Linked DNA regions of Homo sapiens: region 1 is linked to region 2. Evidence: chromatin loops called from intact Hi-C (ENCODE). Cell type or tissue: breast epithelium. All regions are shown on one strand. Links, peaks and the distances in the headings refer to the core of each region. The heading gives the core; the rest is flanking DNA.

Region 1 (10,772 bases), core at 3,321-8,320, 66 kb after region 2:
CCAGGAAAGCAGGCAGATCCACTAACTTCATAATTCTAGAGCAAAGTGGGGCCTTACACACAAGCCTACGCTTGCCCTTGGAGTTTATTTTGACTTCTGCATAGGTGGCTGCCACTGCAGTTGTCAGAATCTGAAATTCAGGAGATGCCCCTTGACAGGCAGGGACACCATCTGATGGCAGTGTGACAAGGAGCATTGTTAATACAGGAAGGGCTTTCTAATTGAGAGTGGATACCCATGCAGAAATTTTCGGATGTTCCCAAGGCCACTACAAAGAAACATGAAATAAAAAGATATATCCCATGAAACTACAATTTTGGAAAAGTAAAAATAATTACAGCAAGTTTGTATCTGGGATTTGTTCATTTTAAATAAAATTTAAAAACAAAAACAAAGCAAAAGAGAACAAGGAGGGGAGAGGGACAGTAAATGGGTAAAAAGAAGGAAAAGATGGAGGAGAAAGACCAAGAGCTGTCAAGGCCCACAGTCGCCTTAAAACAGAATGTGCCCATCCCCCCACCCCCTTCTATGCCCCCCACCCCCTTCTATGCCAGCGCCCAGTACCTCACTCCCTATCTGCGCTGCCTCCCAGCCAGGGGCCTTGACAAGCCCACACTCTCCAGGAAGGGTATGAGCACAGCCTCTACTGCAGGAGAGGATGGAGACAAGCTCTGTTCTTCTTGCTTTTATGTGAGTCTGATACTCATATCACTCATCTCCTTTCTGAGCATTGCAGGCTTTAAGGACCCTCTGGCTGGCTCCTTAACCCAGCTTCTGAAATCCCCCGGAGCTGCCTGACTTCCCACTCTGGACCCTAAGTAAACATTTACAGAAGCAGTGGATGCCGCTTATTTCTTACTCCACAACTATCTATCCATTCTTTTGCCAACCAAATTATTATGTGCCAATCACATTGAGGTAAAGCAAAAATGAACGCACTTTAAAAACATTAAAATGTGCTCAGATTGCAAATGTATACAGCTATTATACCCAGCAGGAAAAAAGCCAATTAATTTACGTATTTAAGAAAATTTTCTTACTTGAGGACAAAAATTAAAAAGGGGAAGGAAACTCATGTTGAATTTCACTTAGAAAAGTCAAAGTGAAAATAATCAGAATGTCTTCAGCTACCCAAGGATTTACTGTTAACTAGAAAAAAGCATCGTTTCCATGCCACCTCAGCTTTCCAAATCTATCATTCTAATCCATTTTTAAAAAAGAATAAAATCTGAAAAATAAAGTACATCTCCAGGCCTCTCATATTGCAAATGACGTGTCCAATCATACTTCTACAAGGAAAAAATTAATGGCAAAGGGGGCCAAGAGTTAACTGCTGGAATGGTTAACTAGAAAAGGCCCAGTCGAAATTAATCCCCATGATTTCATGTGAATTTCAAGCCATAGCTTAATCCTACATGTCAGTACAACAGGAACTGCTTAGCTCTGCTAATCAGATTCTAGAATTTTTCTTTTCTTTTTTTTTTTTTTTGTAAGCATCTTAGTTTCGCAAAGGCAGCTGGCTGTGATGGTATTGGTCACTCTGCTGAAGAATATACATGGGACCTAAAATAGCTCTGGGTCCTTTTCAACTGTGGCAGTTTCATCAATGGCATCCGTTACAAGATCCTGGTAGTAATATTGATATATCAAAGTACCAATTAAACCATCTGCACAAGGGTATCCATCCACCTGTGTCTGATACCATGTAAGGCATTCTTTCACATCTGGCACAAAGAAGGAAAAAAGGCACAATTCTACAAGATTGGATTTTGAAAGAACTTCTGTTTGAAGAGTGAAAAGAATAGATGTGACATGAATGGACAGATGAATTAGGAGGCATACAGTGTAATAACACAAAGAAATTATTGTGGGTTCATATCTAAACTCCATCAGAAAATATATTCATATATTCTGTAACATGAACACATTTAATCTATAGTGGTTGTTCTCAGAGTAACAGAAAAAAAATATTCTTATTATTAAGTTCACTTTCAGAAAAATATAATTAAAAACCACATAGGACAAGGAGAGACAAAGAATAAATTTCCTTGAATCATCTAAAAATAAATGTATCAATATAGCAACATACCACTGTGGGCTCTTCATCCTTCCTGCTTCATTAATTACAGTCCAGTGACACCTCCATGCCCAGTCCTAGCTAAAAATCATACTCTCAACACTAAATATTAAGTCTCAGATTCTGACAAGTATGTTCATGTCAGTAGTTACAACAAGCAAAATATGTGAAATCAGGATTATAGCTGTGGGTGCTAGAAGTGGATTCTCTGTCCTATTATTCTCCATTTTCACACAACTACACATCCATCCATCTTCCATCTTTCCGATTCTGTTCTGTGCCCTCAGAGGTTGACACCCACAGGCCAAATCACTTGGGCTCCCTTGTCCTGCAACCTCCAGTTGGGTTTTGACAAGGGGAGGTACCAGGAGGTCAATGGGTACAGACGGAGGGGAGAGAGAGAGAGAGAGAGAGAGAAATTGACTGGGGCTTCCCTCCATCCTTCCTGGCCCTGCTTGCTTGAAATCTCTGGTTCCGGTGGGGACTGCAACCCTCTAGGATTTACCATCCACCAGATGTCCCTTCTGCTAGGGCTCCAATTCTCATTAGCTCTGGGAACAGCATTTATTCCTCTTGTCCCTAAAGACCTAACAATAGTAACAGCTTCGCACCATGAATAGTTCAGGTGTCTTGACATCCTTCTTTGTTTTTTTTAAAACTGTTTTCTTCAGCCTCCTATCTGAGGGTACTGTTTTCTTCTGGAATCTGAACTGACACACCCTGGAATTACAGGGTTATGTTTCCCTGAAGGGAAGGGTGACAATAGGAAGTACTAATGAAGATATTTCCCCCTCAGGATGACATATGCTCTCTAATTTAGTGACTCTCCCACCCCCCCACCACCCCCCACCCCCCAACCCCATGAGGTCAGCATGGAGGCACCAGAGGACATATTTACAATTCTTGGCCTTCACCTTGATGAAAGCAGCAATCTTGGGGAGAGGGAGAATGGTAAGGAAAAACTGCCGAGGTGCAAGCTGTTTCTTGACCCTGTGCCCATCCTGAGCTGTATAAGATTCTCAGAGCACAGGAAAAGAAAGCCAGAGCCAGGGCTGAGCCAGGTGGAGGAGGGGAGGGCTGGAAGCCTGGACCTCTGGGAGGTGCTGCCCCGCCATGTGCCCTGAGGGCCTTGATGTGGGAGCAGAAGAGATGGCCTGGTGTGTCCAAGACAGTGAGGGCCTGGTTCCAGCCCCCGCTCTTCCAGGAGCTAAAAAGAGCCTCCACATCCTACTGCACTGAAAAGAGGAGTTGGCCTTGCTGAAGGGAGGATGGCCCACAGGGGCTCACAGGGTCAGGGCAAAGGGTTGCTCTTGGGGAAAGCTGCAAGGAGGTGTGAACTGGAGGCAGAGCTGCTGGAACACATCTCAGATGCCAACCTTAACAGCGAAGACGCATCAGGCATCTCAGCCCCTTCGGGCAGACAGAGACACTGTGCTGGATGGTGGGACGCTGCCCATGACACGGCTCACTGTGAGCTCCCGACTTAGATTCAATGCCAGAAACAGGGGCAGAGAGGCCAATGGCTGAATAGAGGAGACTTCCAATCTGAAACGCTTGAGTGTCTCTCCCGGTGGGTAAGATTCTGGTTTTTACCCTTAGGTGGAAGGTGGAATGGGCACACTAGAACACTATTCTTTTCTCCCTCTTTGTGAGCAGCTTCTTCGATAAAAACAGTCTATTTTTTTCCCAGGTGCACCCAAGTGTTCAGTGGCTTCAGTGAATAAAGTCACTGGAAGATATGGGGCTCATTTCTATTTAATTAGATATAACTTTTCATTATCATTATTGTGAACTTGGCTTTAAATTATGCAAATATATATAAACTATACATTATCACTTCCCTTTATTTAATCCTTTATATATATATGTATTTATTCCTTTAAATAAATATATACATATATTTATTCCTTTATATATATGTGTGTCTATAGGTCTGTGTTTTCATGGCCATACAGTGGGCTGCAGGCCACTTTGCAGGAATTCTTCCTACCTACCACACTTACTGCTTAGCACACAGGTGTTCAAAAGACATCTGTAACAAATAACTAATTACACATAATTGTAAAGTAAAGTAAAGCTAGACCAAAATGACATAAAATCTGAATCAATGTTTCCATGCAGAAAATCCTAGCTTTCACTACAGCTTTATTCATTTCATACTTATATAAAATACTCATGGTATTTTTCCACATACTTAGTGCTGAGTTACACTCATGTTTGCTTTCCATTCTCTGCTGTCTTTTTTTAATAATACAGAAATTTTCATACAAAAATGTACTGAACACGTGTAGTAGCATTATAGAATCAGAGCAGTAGCTGCAAATGATTTATGAAACTATCTACTCTGGATAATACAACAGTGCTATACATACACAATTACTTCATAAAATATGGAATACAAACATGAATAGGAATGCCTATGACATTCAATGTGTTTTGTCGGCCTTTAAAAACTTATTTCTGAACACAGTGGCTTTTCTTCTTCTTTAAAAAAAAAAACACATTCTATCAGAATCCATCTAAACTATTTCAGAGATGTGAAAAGCTGTCATATTTGCAAAGACCAACAGAGAAAAAGGTATTACAGTTATCCATTCCACCTCTTGATGCCAGTTAAATATCTTTGGGAGCTCATTTAGGTTTCTAAAAGAGAAGATCATGCAAAATGCTTATTTTAGGTCTCCTTAATGGAGACTGAAGAATGTTATGCAGCTCTCTGCGTTTTTTTTTTCTTTTTATGTCTAAATTATTTGACTTCTTTAAACCTTTCACCTGGATACTTTTCAAGTTTTCCACATGCATCTTTAATAGAGGAGGCCTGGAACCAACCAAACATAGATTAGAACACCTCACTTCTCTAAAGTTAACCTTTATCGGGCAAGCTCAGTCACTCAAGAAAGAGTCAAGAGCCAGGATGTAGACAAAAGACCACTGAGCTGCCACATCTTCACAGGACCAACTAACAGGCAACAGAATTGCACCAAAGCTTGAGGTCTGTAACCTGTACTCAGATCCATCGTAACCCACTTATTCTTTTTGTAGACAACCTACCAACAACCATTAACAACCTTGTCTTCAACCTATACATTAACAAAATAAAATGCATGTCAGGACACAGATGACAGTACCTAAACACCAATAGCAAACTGGAGCTGATGGTGGAGCTACATCCACAGACATGCACTAAAGAAGAATAGATTTTTTTTTAATGGATGCAATCAGAACTCCACAGTTTTATAACTTCTGAAAAAAAGAGATAATATATTTATCTAGTACTTCTTATACATGATTTTTATAGAAGAAATCGTTTAATTGTATACACATATATCAACATAAAAAAAAGGCCACAGAAATGCAAAAACTTTTTTAAACCTTCCAATGACCAGGAAGATATGCACTATGATTTCTCCTTTGTGCATCAAGCGCTTTGGGAGCTAAAGAGGCTTGCCAAAGTAAAGTAGCGCGTCCATGGAAGAGAGAAGACCAGATTCCAGGCCATTTAACCCCCAAGGCTACTGATCTTTGTAGTATAGTCAAAGACGCAGACTCAGCATTCTTAAACTTCTGATTGCCTTTCACTCACTTGCCTGCTCTTGCCTCCTAAATATATGTCTGTTCTTAGGAACTGTATTTGGTCTTTGTAGTAGTCAGTGAGGGATGCCATAACCAAACACTACTGACAGGGCGGCCTAGACAACAGACACTGATTTTCTCGTGGCTCTGCAGATTGCAAGTCCAAAATCAAAGTATCTGGACGTTTGGTTTCTCCTGAGGCCTCCTGCGTTGGTCTTCAGATATCCATTGTCTTGCTGTGTCCTCACATAGCCTTTTCTCTGTGTTTGTGCTCTCATGGTATTTCTGCCTTTTCTTAAAAGCATGCCAGACCTATTACATTAGGGCCCAATACTTACAGCCTAGTTTAACATGAATTGCCTTGGTAAAGACCCTATCTCTAAATACAGCCTCACTGGGGAGGTTAAACTTCAGCAAATAAATTGGCCGGGGCGGGGGGGGGGTGCAGAATTCACTTTCCCTGAAAGGCATATTTATTCTCAATGCTTCGATTATATCTCCAATATGATGTACACCAAACCTGTCTCTTCAGGTCTCAGGTCTTATTTGTGCTACAGTCACAAATGTATTTCCAACTACCTACGCAATATTCTCATTCTGATATCCTGTTAGACTAAACTTGTATCAAACCAAACTCATTGGCATCCTGGTCAAAGACATTTTCTTTTCTCGTGTCCTTGCATTAATCAATGGTTTGATTTGGTTTGAACTACTTTTCACTATTCCTGTCTTCCTCATTTCTCCAGCCGATAAGCAAGTCTTACTGATAACTCTGTTCAAAATGTGTTTGCATTTAGTCATTTTATCCTCCCCCTCTACCACTTGAGTAAAGGCCTTCATAACCTCACACCTGAAAGAGCACGATAATCATCTACCACCTTGGACCCAAGGTAGATGCTCAACCTTATTTAATGCCCTCCTATTGTGTATGAGAGGAATCCATTAATAGGATGGTATGTCACTCTTATTGTTAGGTTATGTTATAAGACATAGGTAGCTTTAAGAAAGGATTAACCTAAGTTAGACTTAACCTAATCAAGTTACCCCTTAAAAGAGACGTAGCTCATCCTGGTGAAGGAGACTTCAATCATGAGAGAAATTCAACAAGAAACAGATTGTTCATTGTTAGCTTTGAAAATGAAGGGAGCACTCACTGTGGCACGGAATGCAGGCAGGTGACAGTCCCCGGGGAAGAGCCAGTGAGGAATGGAGTCCTCAATCCTACAACCATAGGAATTGAATTCTGCCACAGCTACCTGAGCTTGGAGAATGACCCCAAGCTCCTAATGAGATTTCAGTCCTTATTGACACCTTGATTTCAATCTTGTGGCACTCCAAACACAGAACACATCTATCTATGTTATGCCAAAACTTCTGAGCTACAGAAATGGTGAGATCACCAACAGGGGTCTCTTTAAGACTCTAGATATGTGGTAAGTTGTTACACAGCCATAGAAAGCTAACATTACTTGGTTACCCTCTAATTCACCTCCCACTGCCACATTTATATTTCTTGTTCAATTAGTTCATTATTTTGGTGCCCTTTTACCAACCTCATTGAACATTATCATAATGCTAAGGGCCTATGGGTGAGTATTATATGCCTTAAACATACACACACACACACACACACACACACACACACACACAGACACACACACTTCCCAGAGAAAGCAGTTACGTGACTTTTGGAAACATAACCAAACTGTCAAAAGAACATAAAACTAGTTACTCATATTTGGAAAGGTAATTCAGTACTATTTGTTCTGCTATGGTGTAAAAAAAATCCACAATATTTTAATGGCAATAGTTATTAAATAGTGAAAATCTAGCAGCATTTACATCAACTAATGTTAAGTTCCATAAGTACTATGCCCAAATATTATTTTATCCCTTATCATGTTAATTCCTGCCATTGAAACTTACACCCAGTTTTCAAAGAACTTTGATTTTTGCCTCACCTAAGACAGCAAGTCTATTCCCCCAATTTGGCAATACAAAAACTTTTGTTTCAGGCAAGCCAATGTTCTCAGTGCTCCACTGTGCATCTCTGTTCAATGCGATTCCTTTCAGAACCACTTATGAAGAAGAATTCCTCTCCATCAATCCAAACCTTTGAGATGCATCTATGCATCTATGAACTTCTTGTTCATAAATTCATTAATTAACAAACATGTACTGAAGTACCTACTGGGTATACTAGAAATGATGAGATGCTTTTTCATTGGAAATTGGTTAAAACTAATAAAGATTAGGAAGCTGTAAAAAAAAATTAGACAAAGATCTCTATGCAAGAATATCAAATTATACTGGTCAAAATTCATCTCTACTTTACAAAAGATGTCTGTAAACCACAGGAAGGAGACATTGTTTTTAAAAGTATACATGTATAGTTGGCTATCTTTTGCTTAACAGAGAAGGAAAATAAGAAAACATTTGCTTATCTTTAAGAAAACAAGCTCAGGAAGAGTAAGCTGGAAACATGGCGTTGATGGAACACAAGTGGTGGATGGAGGTAGTGGAGGGCCAGGAGGAGGCAATGGGAGGATAGGAATGAGGAGGGAGGCAGCCTTCTCTGCAGGGAATTTTTTGTATAGATTTTGCTCCTGGAAATATGTTAAAGGTCCAAATACATTCAGTCAACAAAGGCAGGACAATCCTATAACTGAAAACATACTGAAACAAATAAACCTAATTATATCTCAAATGGATATCATTACCTCTGTGAAGGGAGAAAAAAAAAGAAATAGAAGTAATCCAAGTGATTATAATTCATTTGGAATAGGCCTTTTCCTCACCTCTGAATTGCAGGGGTTGTTGGTATTTAAGTGATTGAAGGTCGTCTCTTATGTTGCCGCAATCCCCTATTATTTTGGCAGGACTCATGACTCGTCTAAATAGTCAGTTTTCATCTTTTATTTATGCTGTTTTTTTCTCCTATGTACACACTATAGAAATGGAAACTTCACTGTAGTAAACTTTTCCCTCTTTGTTAATGACCACTGCTGGCCTAAAAATGTTACCTTTATTTTAACACTGCTGCCTATGGCTATTAGAAAAAGTTGTTTCACACATAAACATACTTCTTGGAACCAAAAACTTTCCATATAACTAAAATGTAATGCTTGACTCATCCAGTTCTATCTATCTATCTATCTATCTATCTATCTATCTATCTATCTATCTATCTATCTATTTATCCATCTGTCCATTTATCTATCTATCCATCTACCTGTCTATCTATCTATACTTCCCCCACACTTATATATGATCCTCTTTTAACGACTTGGGGAACTTTTCAACATTTTGTTACTCCACTGGCTTTTCACACAAATGGGGAAAAGACAGACTTAAGGGTACCAGATAAACAAAAATTACTAAATAGCTAAGAGCAACTGTCTCAAGGGTCCTGGGGACCTGGAGGCCCTGCTGCCAATGCTGGGACCCAGCACCTCCACTCCAGCTGCTGCTGCCAGATGTGAGTGCCAGGGTAGTCAGATGTGTTGTTTAACTCAAGTGAAAATGGAAATCCAGGTTTTTAGATGTAATCAAACAGTTTCCAAATATTGGCATTCAATTCAAGATATTTATTTCTAAACTATCTGAGGGCCACTCCCAACCCATCTATAGGTCACATTCAGCTGCTGAGGACATTGTGAGACCTCAGATATGGAACAACAAAGCCAACTAGAGATACCTAAGCACCAAGTTATGTATTACAAACAAGATTTGCACACAAGGGAGAAATAAAACTGGGAGCAGAAGTGGAAAGTGCTGCAGAAGGAAGACTTGAACTGAATTTAGAAGGAAAACACTACATCTTAGAGTATAGAAAATAAAAGGGAAAAAAAAGTTTGCCAATATGTCATGGCTAATTATGCCCTCAGTGTCTTTGTAAACGGAAGTGCCAGGCCACTATTCACTGAAACTTAGCTTGGTTTTACCAAACCTCGAAAAGTTAATATTATGATACATCCAGAAAGATGAAGATAAACATGACATGTTTATAATGTGATTTCCCCATTCTACCTCTAATTTTTTAAAAAAATTATCATTGCTTTTTTTTTAAAGTTGTGAGTATGTTTCATATAATGTTTCTGATCTTTTCTCAATGTCCAGTTGTTTTTACTTCTTGCTGGGTCAGAGTATAATTCTTGAACGAGCTTCGCTCTTATTTCCAAATGCTTTTAGACCATGGGTCCAAAAAGCCATATTAGCTAGAATTTTGCATAAACTGAAGATAAGAAAACTATGAGTGCATGACATTCTTATAAGAAAAATGTTTTGGTTTTTAGTTTCCTAATTAAGTTTTGTTAAATCAATGTTGTCAGCTCTGACTTCTAGTGTCTCTGTGTCACTAGCATTTGATTGCTGAATAAGTATTATTTTGGTGTATTTTAAAGTATTATTATCTGTCACAATATATATGATTTTGGAACTATTTGTAAGTATACTGAAAATTCTATATCTAAAACCATATATACATTTATCATATAGATACACCTATCTATAGTATCTATATCTGTTTTAGATACATATTTTACATATATACATGTTAATGTCATGTTAATGACATGTTGATATCATCTCTTTTCTTTTACATGTTTTAATCTTTTTCTTGCTCAATTCCCTTGACTATTTCACAATGGAAATAAAAAAGAAGTTCTTAGGACCAAATCTTCTATAACCTTATTACACAATTGGGTTATTTCTATTATTTTTTAAATATATGGAAAATAATCTTCATAAGTTCCCTTTCTCCCAAATAGTATATTGTAAATATTCTTATACAATTAAAGATGGGTCAGAAAAAGAATTCTACAAGAAGTAACCCTAAATGAACCCTAGTCTACATAACAAAAGATGTACAATGGTCAGAGATGGCCTGACTGAGGGTGTCGGGTAATTTGGTAATGCTGGTTCACAAGAAATGATGGTTCTAAGGGGCTGCAGGGCTGGAGAGAGTACCAGACACCCCTCTCTGTGGAGGCCACTTTCTAGTAAATGATCAGCTGGTGTTAACCCCTATGGGGCAATTTCCAATATGAGTAATTACTTCTTGTGCATCTAAATCTTCCCTGAATGTGCAGCTGGGAATACTTTCATTACATGTTATTCTTTC
Region 2 (10,772 bases), core at 2,734-7,733:
AAATTAACTGTAAGTGTGTCTATCTGTTGGCATGAGCCAAGAAGTATGACAACAGTGACGGTTCACAGAGCAGGATGTAGCTGGCTGCATTTGCTGTATACCAAGCCAGCTCCTTGGCTAGAAGCAAGTGGGAAGAAGCACACCCTCTTTGAAATAATCCTGCAAGAGGCAAGCTGGGCTTGAAGTCTGGGAGGATCCAGGGGAAGAGTGAAGAGGAAGGCACTCAGCTGATAACCAACTTCCTCACTTGCTCCACTTATATTTAGTGATTGCTCTGATCACAATTTGAATAATGCTCACCAGAGACTGTTAGTCAGAACAATGTGTCCCCTAGGACTGATCTACTGACTTCAATTTCATGTTCTAATACAGAACAGCATACATAACTTGAAGATAGGAATCTACACAACTGTGAACAATAGAGGAGGGTCACAGAAATCTAATAACAGCCTGGAGAGAATCCCATTCTTGCTTTGCTGTCATGCCAATGAATTGCATTCTACAAGAAACTCTGTTAATTGACTGCTCCTATCTTGCACCAGGCAAACCAAGTCACAGTGAAGAGAAGGTATCCATGGCTCTTTAAAGCAGTACTTTATAAAAATTCTATGCATGCCCATCTGAAAATAACTTAAAATCTCTGTTGTAGCTTTCTGATCTTCTTTCTATCTCATAAAAAATATTTCAAAGTAACATCGTGGGTTCAGACACCTGTCTCCCCAATGTGATGTAAATTCATTGGACTGATGGTTCCTGTACGACAAATGCTGGAGGTGCTGAAGGCATTCCATAGATAGCTTATCAGCTTTCTCAGAAATTAAGAGGAAATTCGCTCCTCACTGGAAACCTCAGATAAATATGCCTCCCTCTCTCTCTCCTTTTCCTTTCTCCCTCTCCTTCTCTCTCTCCTCTAAACTCAGTTAGTTTCCAAAGAAAATATTTCAGAGAGCTGAGAGATCCTCCCTAATACAGAAGCCAACCCTCCTGATCACCCTCCATGTAAACTGAAATACTAACATTTCTCAATGTTTATAAAGAAAATTTACTTTCTGAAAGGGAAAACCAAATTTATTGTCCCAGTGTTATAAATAGTGTTTGTAATTACAAATTGATTTCAGAGAATGTGAAGTTCAGTTATGCCTAAATAGATAAGCATACTTTTTAAATGGGTAAGAAGTCATTGGGAAAAAATTTAACAGTGGTGTTCCCTAACTCCCCAAAATCTCTTCAGATGAGGAACTGCATTTTATTTATACTGAGAACTGCAACAAAGTGATAAGGTGTGAGAGGGAATCCTGGAAAGACAGAGCAGACAGTATCAGCTGCCTGCTGGATCTGTATCTAGGACAGTGAAATATCACAATTTGATCATTTGGGAAAATAACAGCCATACACATAGCACGGTCCTAGGAAAATCATACTTGTGTGGTAATCCCATTCAATAGGTTAATACCGAATATGCTGAGGTTTTGGTATTGTGAAATTAGAGAGTTACCTATTCATTCCCAAATCAGGAAGCCTAATTTAACCACCTGATCCGCTGTCCCAAATGATTAACTACATCCCAGAGAGAGAAAAATATATATGAATTAAACAAGGCAATCTCTCCCAGAGAAGACAGAAGGAAAACTAAGGAAATGCAGTGCTCTGTAATTTCTCTGGCCCCACCTCACTAATAAGGGCCTGGCTGGGTTAAGGCTGCTGTGTCCACAGTATCATAGTGTCATCACCTGTCACCTAGAGATGGGGGTCTGTCACTGTGACCACTTCCATACCCCTTAACCTCTCAGGGAGGTTAATTTCACAGCCCTTGGAAAGCCAATTTCTAACATAGTGTCAGAATAAGGTATCACTTTCCCAGAACAGGGAGAGAGGCTTTATCTCAAGATTATGCGAAACGAGGGGTATGTAGGGTATGAGCAGCCACATAGGGATTTGGCTAGCCTGACAATTTCTGCATCTCCTGACTCCTATTTTCTGAGCCTAGCTCACGGCACTGTTGCTGACCTGCAGTGCCTGTTGAAGGCTATGTGCTCAGGGCCTTTGCAGCTCCCCTCCCATGCCTGGCTACTGTCCCCTTCTTCTGCAGGGGCTGCCTTCCTTTCCTTTGCAGGGGTAAAAGGATGATGACCAGGAGAAAGGCGACCTTTCCTCCTCACTCCCCAACTCCTGGGGGTTCATCCCCATCTTCCTCACTAAATATAGCTCAGTTTATCAAATGGCCAGTTGAATGTCAGGGAAAATGGACCCTTTTCCTCAGAAGTGGTGGATTAATTGCTTTTCCTTTCACTTTTCTGAGGATAGGCATATAATGGAGCAGCCGCTTGGTATGAAATCATTGATTTGCCTCAAGGTTGAGATTAAGCCAGTCACTTCAAACATTTTAATATTAGCAAAAGGCTTTGTGTGATTTTTTCTTCTCTCTGCTGTGACTTTATTCAAGGTCTTTAGATCACAGGGGCTTTGACAAGTTTGTCAGTGATCAGGGGCTGCCTTAATCAAGTAAGAAAAAAAATCCCGCCAAGACCTCCTATGCATTTATATGTTACAGGACTGTTTAATGCCAGTATCTGCACAAAGCGTGGTGTGTAAACTACAGGCTTTAGAGGATATTAATTAATACAGATTGGAGAATTTCTGATGCAGCTCATTAACAGAGATCAATATTTAAAACTTATGTTTGGGTAAAAAAAAAAGTCATGGTAAATAATTGAGTAAAAGAGGAAATACACACCAGCATAAAAGTGTGTTTATTTATTTTGCACAAATATCACCATGAGCACTAATGAACAACTATATTTCCTTACAGTAAAATAATACCACATGGAGACTTCTAAAAGAAACCCATTGATAGAGTCCTATAGTCACCCTTGTGTACAAAAAGTCATGTGAATACTGCAAAAAGAGGCACATCTTGTCATTTCAATATTAACTCTCCAAGAGGTTTTTAAAACATCTCCAATATCTATATGTAAAGGTTATTCATTAATATTGGCTATTATTTGGATGTGAATCCTAGAAAAAATATAGACATTTTTAAAGCAAAGCATATGCAAGTATTTCTATATGATACATTAAGGAATGTATTGACTGAAAATACACCAAGATAATGCATATCTCGTAATTCAGATTGAAGGAACTTATTCTAAGGAAATGCTATACAAATATGCACATACAAGATGTTCACTGATGCAGTGTCACAAATGCAAAAACCTGGATTAAAAACTAATAGCCTCAGTTATGTTAATGGAAAGTGAAATACTGTGAAGCCATTAAAATGACTCTAATATCTGAGGAGAAAAAACCTCCTCCTCATTTTATAGACAAAGATGGTCAATTAAAAAATAATTAACGAAAAAATTTTCCACTTTTGGGGAAGCCATTTTATTGAATACACTCACTTATTTAAACATTCAAGAAATACTGGACGTGTCCGCCAGATTTCATGTGGTTAGAAACTTCATCCCCAAGCTCATATATTAATTTTAAGTGGGGCATTTGGGAGGTAACTAGGATTAGATGAGGTCATCGCAGAGGGGACACCCTGATAGGACTGGTGGTTTCATAGGAAGAGAAGGAGATACGAATGGACATGCATGCTCTTGTCCTCTAACCATGTGAGGCAGCAAGAAGGCCCTCACCAGATGCCGGTGGCATGCTCTTGGACTTTCCAGCTTCTAGAAGCATGAGCCCAATAAACTTATTTTATTAACAGATTATCCAGACTGTGGTATTCTATTATAGCAACAGAAAATGGACTAAGACATATACTGAAGAGTTGATGACAAAAATAAATATGTGATTTTGACACATTCTATGAGGAAAAGAAAAAGATGCAGCTCAGAATCATAGTATTGAACCTAACATAGGATGGGGGAAAAAAGCAGAGAATGTGTTGTTAGGATACTATGGGAAAGTGAGAACAGGTACACGACAATTTGCAACTAAGAATGTTTTGGACTCAGAGGGAGAATGCCCCTGGCATCATGTCAAGGCTGGGCCACACTGAGTTGGGGCAGAGGTGGGGAGACAGAACTGAGGAAAAGTGGAGCCAGGCCCCAGTGAGCTGGCTTTAGGATTCTGAATTTTGATTTATTTCAGTTCAGTTTATATACTAAAAGGTTTGATTCAGTTGGTTCATTGAAAAGATTTACCAGGGAAGAAATGACACAAGTCATATGTTTTAATTTAGTTATATAACATAATATAGAGTTGTCCCTGAGGATCTGAGGAGGGTTGGTTCCAGGATGCCCATGGATACGACGGTCTGCAGACACTCAAGTCCTTGATATAAAATGACAGAGTATTTGCATATAGCCTACACACATCCTACTGTATACTTTAAATCATCTCTAGATGACTTGTAATACCTATGACAAGGTAAGAGCTGTGCTAATACTTTTCATATTTATTTTAAAATTTGCATTATGTTTTATATTTATTGTTATTTTTTACTGCTTTTCCACCAAGTATTTTTTATGGATTGGTTGAATCTGCAGATGCAGAACCAAGAATAGAGGGCAGACTGTGGTGACAGACACCGTCTGTGTTATCACTTGAAGAGCTGTCCTGTGGGAGAAATGACAGCATGACAAACAGGCTATGTGGACTTCAGCACATCGGCACAATGTGCCTCCAGTTTTTTCATCTGGAAAAACAACTGGCAGTGGGTGGTAAGTGATATTAATGTCCCTTCCAGTTCCAAGTGCAGTTTAGTGCTTTGGGAATAGTATTCAGAGATTCTCTTATGGCAGTGACATTTTTACCAGTGTTAGGTGAATAAAATATAACTTTATGAAAAAAATGGTATAAAAGGATTAGTATGTTATTTTTCTTATACAAAGGAAACTAGCTGAATGAGAGGCTTAAGGGATATTTGTCTTTTATTATGTGAGGTTTTTTTGAAATTTAAAATATGAAGAACCAAAACTTACCACTAAATCCTACTGTCCAGATTGCTTTTAAAAGTTCTACTGTGAGAGGTAAACTGGGAATCTGAGTGTGTTTCCAGTTGTGTAATAATTACATTGCCTTATTGTTTTTTAGCCAGGTAATATTCTTATCTGGAGGCGATGTTTAATATTGTTTGAATATCTATGTGACTTGCAGCACTATCATAAATGAGTCTTACGACATGCCTCCGTCATTCTGATATTGTGGACAAATGATGTTATAGCTATCTACGAACATTACATATAAAGAATGCATATTGTCAAGATTGAATTTTACCTGAGGTCTGAGCCCCTGGAAAACAATGAAAATTAAAGAAATACTCCTCATGGCCGGGCGCAGTGGCTGAAGCCTCTAATCCCAGCACTTTGGGAGGCCAAGGCAGGTGGATCATGAGGTCAGGAGTTCGAGACTAGCCTGGCCAACATGGCGAAACCCTGTCTCTACTAAAAAAATACAAAAACTAGCGCGGTGGCTGGTGCCTGTAATCCCAGCTACTCGGAAGGCTGAGGCAGGAGAACTGCTTGAAGCCGGGAGGTGGAGGTTGCAGGGAGCCGAGATTGCACCATTGCACTCTAGCCTGGGTGACAGAGCAAGACTCTGTCTCAAAGAAAGAAAGAAAGAAAGAGAGAGAGAGGGAGGGAGGAAAGGAGGGAGGAAAGAAAGAAAAAGACGGAAAGAAAGAGAGAGAAAGAAAGAAAGAAGGAAAGGAAGGAAGGAAGGAAGGAAGGAAGGAAGGAAGGAAGGAAGGAAGGAAGAAAGGAAGAAAGAAAGAAAGAAAGAAAGAAAGAAAGAAAGAAAGAAAGAAAGAAAGAAAGAAAGAAAGAAACTCCTCACCCTTCAGTGTGATCAAAAACAGCTTACTGCCAGGTCCCCCTTTCCCCATATGAATTAGATGTGTCACCTAACACTGGTAAAAATGTAACTGCTATAAGTGAATCTCTGAATAATATTCTCAAAGCACTAAACTGCACTTGGAACTGGAAGGGACATTAATATCACTTGTACCCGTTGACTACATAGGACAAGGCCAGACTTCCAATTCCTATCCTTTGCCTCAACAATGATTAGCTGGATTGCTTGTCCCTACTGATGAATCAGAAATGCTTATTGGTTAAATTTGGTGAAGGTTCTCTCTATCCTCAGAACCCTGACCTCAACCCCAGCCAGCAGAGAGCCTCTCCTGAGAAGAAGCTGGCCCTAGGGTAAAACCCTCTCTCATTTACTATCCCATATGTCTTTCTTCCACCCCACTCCTCCACACCAGTTCTTACTAGCTTGTTTATTCCCCTGTATAAAAGAAAGCCCAAGCTTGGTGTGGTGGCTCACGCCTGTATCCTAGCACTTTGGGAGGCCGAGATGGGCCGATCACTGGAGGTCAGGAGTTTGAAACCAGCCTGGCCAACATGGTGAAACTCCATCTCTACTAAAAATACAAAAAAAAAAAAAATTAACTGGGCATGATGGCACATGACTGTAATCCCAGCTACTCAGGAGGCTAAGGCAGGAGCATCGCTTGAACCTGGGACGCAGAGGTTGCAGTGAGCCGAGATTGCACCATTGCACTCCGCCTGGGTGACAAGAGAGAAACTCCATTTCGAAAAAAGAAAGAAAGAGAGAGAGAGGGACAGAGAGAGAGAGAAAGAAAGGAGAGGAAGGAAGGAAAGAGAGAGAAAGAATGGGAGAGAGAGAGAGAGAAGGAGGGAAGGAAGGAAGGAAGGAGAGAGAAAGAAGAAAGAAAAGAAAAGAAAAGAAAAGCCCCTTTTGCCTAACCCTTGAGATGCCTGCAGATCTTATGGTCAGAGCATTCTTCTATTGCACCCATCCTCCTCCCACTATTCGAATAGCCCATCCCTAAGCCCCTGCAATAATCCTTTCTAATAACGTCTACTCTTACTAAATTGAGATTTATTTTTTATTTGACAGGGTTTTTAATGAGAAATGCTTTTTACGAGGTTAGAATAGTTCTGGTGGTTGTTCCTTAGTCTCTCATCACATCTCCTTTATGACTTGGAAAGATAAATTTAGCATGGAAAAAAATGTGATTATTAGAAAACAAAAAGAATTTTAAATCATGAAAGAAATTTATGCAAACAATAGGGCAAGACCTAGTACATAAAAAGAGTCAGTGAAGCGAATAAAAACAACAACAAAACAGCACCACCACCACCACTTAACCACAAAGTGAAACAATTTACATAATGATTTCTTGCTTTTCTTCTTCATATTATTGAAAGTTTCTTTGTTCATGTTATCTCCAGTGGTCTGTTAAATGTTTGCAATGCCTCAGTGCTCCTCTGAACAACTTTGTTAGGAATGAGAAGTGCTCTACCTATCAACAACAAAGGCAGCCGAATGGCTAGAAATAAGTTTGTTGAAAATACTTCTTGGGTTCTGCCTTACCTGTCAATCACAAAAAGAAGGTGGAGAAAGGAGGCATGCTTATGGCATCCCAGTTTTAAGGAAGAACATTTTAGCAATAAGCAAGCAGTCACCAAAAGGATTCAAAAAGGCAGTGGGTTTAGGGTGCTTTGTTTCACTGTGAACATGAACTGTCATAAATGCATATCTGATATTTTAATATCAGATATTTGGTTAAAAAAAAAAAAGTGAGGTAGGAGGGTGCATTTCATTATCTCTCCCAGATACGTACTGGCCATCTGGTGGGAAAGAAAACAGGCAGTCTCAGTCCAGGGACCAGAGGATCTCCTTTGTCCCTGTACATACACGCAAGAACGCACATATTACATTATCCAGGTAGAGAGCACGTGGTAGGTTACAAAGAAGCCATGAGGAAGAAATAGGAAACCTGAATTGTAGTTGCACTCCTCTCAATATCCTCATCAGCAAAATGAATGAGTTGTTAATAATTACAATTGTACCAACTGTCATACTTTGCCATATGGCTTGTATATGTGTTTGGTATTTTAAATCTATAACATACAGTCATGTGCCCCATCTGCATCAATCATGGCATGTGTATATGGTGGTATTTTGTATTTTACCCTACTTTTTAATGTTTAGATACAAAAATACTCTCCATTGTGTTACAGTTGCCTGCAGTATTCAGTACAGAAACATGCTGCATGGGTTTGTTGTCTAGGGGCAATAGGCTACACCGTACAGCCCAGGTGTGCAGTAGGCTATACCATCTAGATTTGTGTAAGTATACTCTATGTTGTTTGCACAACAAGAAGATTGTCTAACCATGTGTTTTTCAGAAGTATGTTGTCATTAAGTGACACGTGACTATACATAAATATGTTAATAGCTTGTAATGAAGACATAAGCTCTAATTCTGATCAAGCCTAGACAAAGCAACTTACATACATAATTCTTAAAATAAAAACCCAAGGAAGACGTTAGTATTCCTTGTTTCTGGAAAAGGAGCCAAGACCCTGGGAGTTAAGTGGCCTTCTATGAGGCCAGATGACTGGGCCAGGACCCACTACCTGGCTGACCCCAAAGTTCACCCTTTTATTCATTCTGCTGCATTGGTTGTGACCTAGAATATTCTGTTGTTTTTCTGGTTTAGAGAAACAGAAAGAAGACTCAGAGTAGACTCTGAAATGTCCACTCCCCACACATTGCCCAGAGCCACTGGAGGTACAATGTGCCAGGCACAGCTGTGTGGGCAGCAAGGCACGTGGAGCAGGAAGCAAAGGATGATGCCGAGGCACGGGCCACGTGTGCAGTGCCCGAAGGGGGTCTCCTCTGGTCGTGGCTGTGCACCAGTGACAGAAGGGTTTACTTACTATGATACTGGAGACCACCATGATCACTGACATTTCCTTAATGATGCACAAAATGAAGCGCACAAGTATCCAACAAATGACCAGAGAAAACGCTAGCATACTTCTCTGAATGTACACTTCAGAGAAGGAGGGAAATGCTTAAATGTAATATTTTAGATAAATCACTGAATACAATTAGTATAGTAAGTACACTATGGATTTGATGGTATGTAGTAATACGTCTCTATGGCAAGCTCATCTCCTGGAAAACTGGAACTACATTTGTCCACAAGCCTTTCTCACTGAGCAGGAACACAGCTTGCAGGTTGGCCGACTCATCTCCCCAGATTTTATTTTCTATTTTATCTATATTTTTCCTGGCTCTAATTTGTTTCTGTTTTGTTACATTTTATAGATTCCTACAAACCTCTTTAACTATTTTGTAATGCAAGATATTTGAGCATAAATCCCTAAAAGACATATTATTTTATGATGTAAAGGTTTCATTTTTTCCATTTTATAGATGATTAAATAGAGGCCCGGCATGGTTAAGCGGCAAGCCCAGAGTCAGCCATCCAACGCAGCGCAGAGCTGTGATACAACCCACTTCCACTCCCACGGCATCTCGGCTTCGTGGGAGTTGAGGAGCGTCTCAACTGCATGTCAGGAGAACCCATGAAAAGGAAAGAACCCAGAACAAATGGGTGAGAAAGTTCAAGACTATGTTCAGCGTAAGAGCAAAAGCCTCCTGAGAATTCTGCTTGCAGCCCATTCCCAGGCATTACAGTGCAAAGCTAATTAGGGAGAATGGCATGAGTAGAAGACCACCAAGACCACCAGCTGAAACGGGTGTTCTCATGGCCTCCAGTGGGCTCGACTATTTTTATATTTTTAATATTTTGGTCCAATCACTACTCTATACAACTTAGCTGTCTTAAAACAATAAAGCCAAAACAAAAATAAAACAATAACCCAGGCCTCCCAGATGTTGGCTTCAGTCTGTGTTCACAAGTTATCTTCCTAATATAACAGCATGAGTACTACTTCCCCATACTGTTCTCATGAGATCTATGGCCAGGTCCAAGGTCACATCATAGTAAATCTTTATGAAGGTTAAGAAATTTATAACATTTGCATTTGTTCACGAATGTCAATAATCCCAACCGGCAGGTTTTACGCTCAGGTTTGAATGACACTTTGCTAACCAAGCCATTAAGGTTTGTTTCAAGGAGTCGGGGGAAGCTCCCCAGCAGCTCTGAGCAAATGAGGAGCCAGAGAAAAACAATTAAAAATTTTTTAAAATAAGATCTTTGAAAGTATATTATTAATTCTATCATCCAATAAGTGTTTTCGAAGACTATGCAAATGACATCTTGCGGTATAAAAGCTGTTACAGAACAGACCTTCCAACATTTCTCAGTCTCCTTCTTTCCTTCCCACGCATGCCCTATGTGTGGACTGGCAGCAATGTTTTTACTTTTAAGAGGAATTTCATCATTTGGGAAAAATTTAGAGATATTAACGAAAAATTGCTATGTGTCTCATGGCTACCTACTGATTAGAAGCAATTAACTTATTTCTATTTTGAAAAATTAGGCTAGCAAATGAAGCCTGTGGGAGAAGCATATTTAATAAATATAGAAATATTAATTGTAGGAAGTAACAATAACACCATGCAAAGTTGTCCTGTACATTGAAAAATCATACTGATTGTTTACCTCCTTATTCACAGCAAGGGAATCAAGACCATAGAAGTCAACCTGTAGCTGTATAATTGCGTCCAAATCCCAGTGAAGAGTAAATGCTAAAGCATTAGGGTGAACCCATTAAAACTGAGAAAAGAGAGGGAAATAAATCAATACTTAAGAGTAGAGTTACCTACCAAAGTACCATTCAGTTCAACACATTTGGAGGCCTCTTTTTCATATATGATGAGTTTTCACTCATATACACTGATAAAAAGGTGAAGCATAAAACATCTAGAATGATGTTTTGAAGAAGGTGAAAGAATCACTGTGGTGAAGACTATAGAACTGCCCTGCCTCCATCTCTCCTAGGCACTTTAGCCATTTTACTCTAAAGCAGATT

What was found. Hi-C counts contacts between places; a loop is a spot of excess contacts. Peaks named below come from ENCODE experiments on the same cell type or tissue, not always from the same donor. Only the 100,000 strongest peaks of a DNase experiment are listed, where the experiment ranks them.
Region 1: a loop joins it to region 2, with 24 times the contacts of the local background. A loop is called at or near these places in 2 of 110 quality-filtered maps.

What each region holds. Positions count from the first base shown.
Region 1 is chr6:162,295,701-162,306,472 of GRCh38, forward strand. All of the region lies in intron 2 of PRKN (parkin RBR E3 ubiquitin protein ligase), which reads right to left. Among named protein-coding and RNA genes, the nearest start is that of LNCR-SMAL, 66 kb to the left of the region's middle. In breast epithelium, for the core only: no CTCF peak of the experiment used is centred there; no DNase peak of the experiment used is centred there.
Region 2 is chr6:162,230,246-162,241,017 of GRCh38, forward strand. All of the region lies in intron 3 of PRKN (parkin RBR E3 ubiquitin protein ligase), which reads right to left. It overlaps LNCR-SMAL (lncRNA senescence and mitophagy associated regulator of PRKN), which reads left to right and starts at 4,535. Exons shown (of 2, transcript XR_943203.3): 1 at 4,535-4,673; 2 at 9,208-9,668. In breast epithelium, for the core only: no CTCF peak of the experiment used is centred there; no DNase peak of the experiment used is centred there.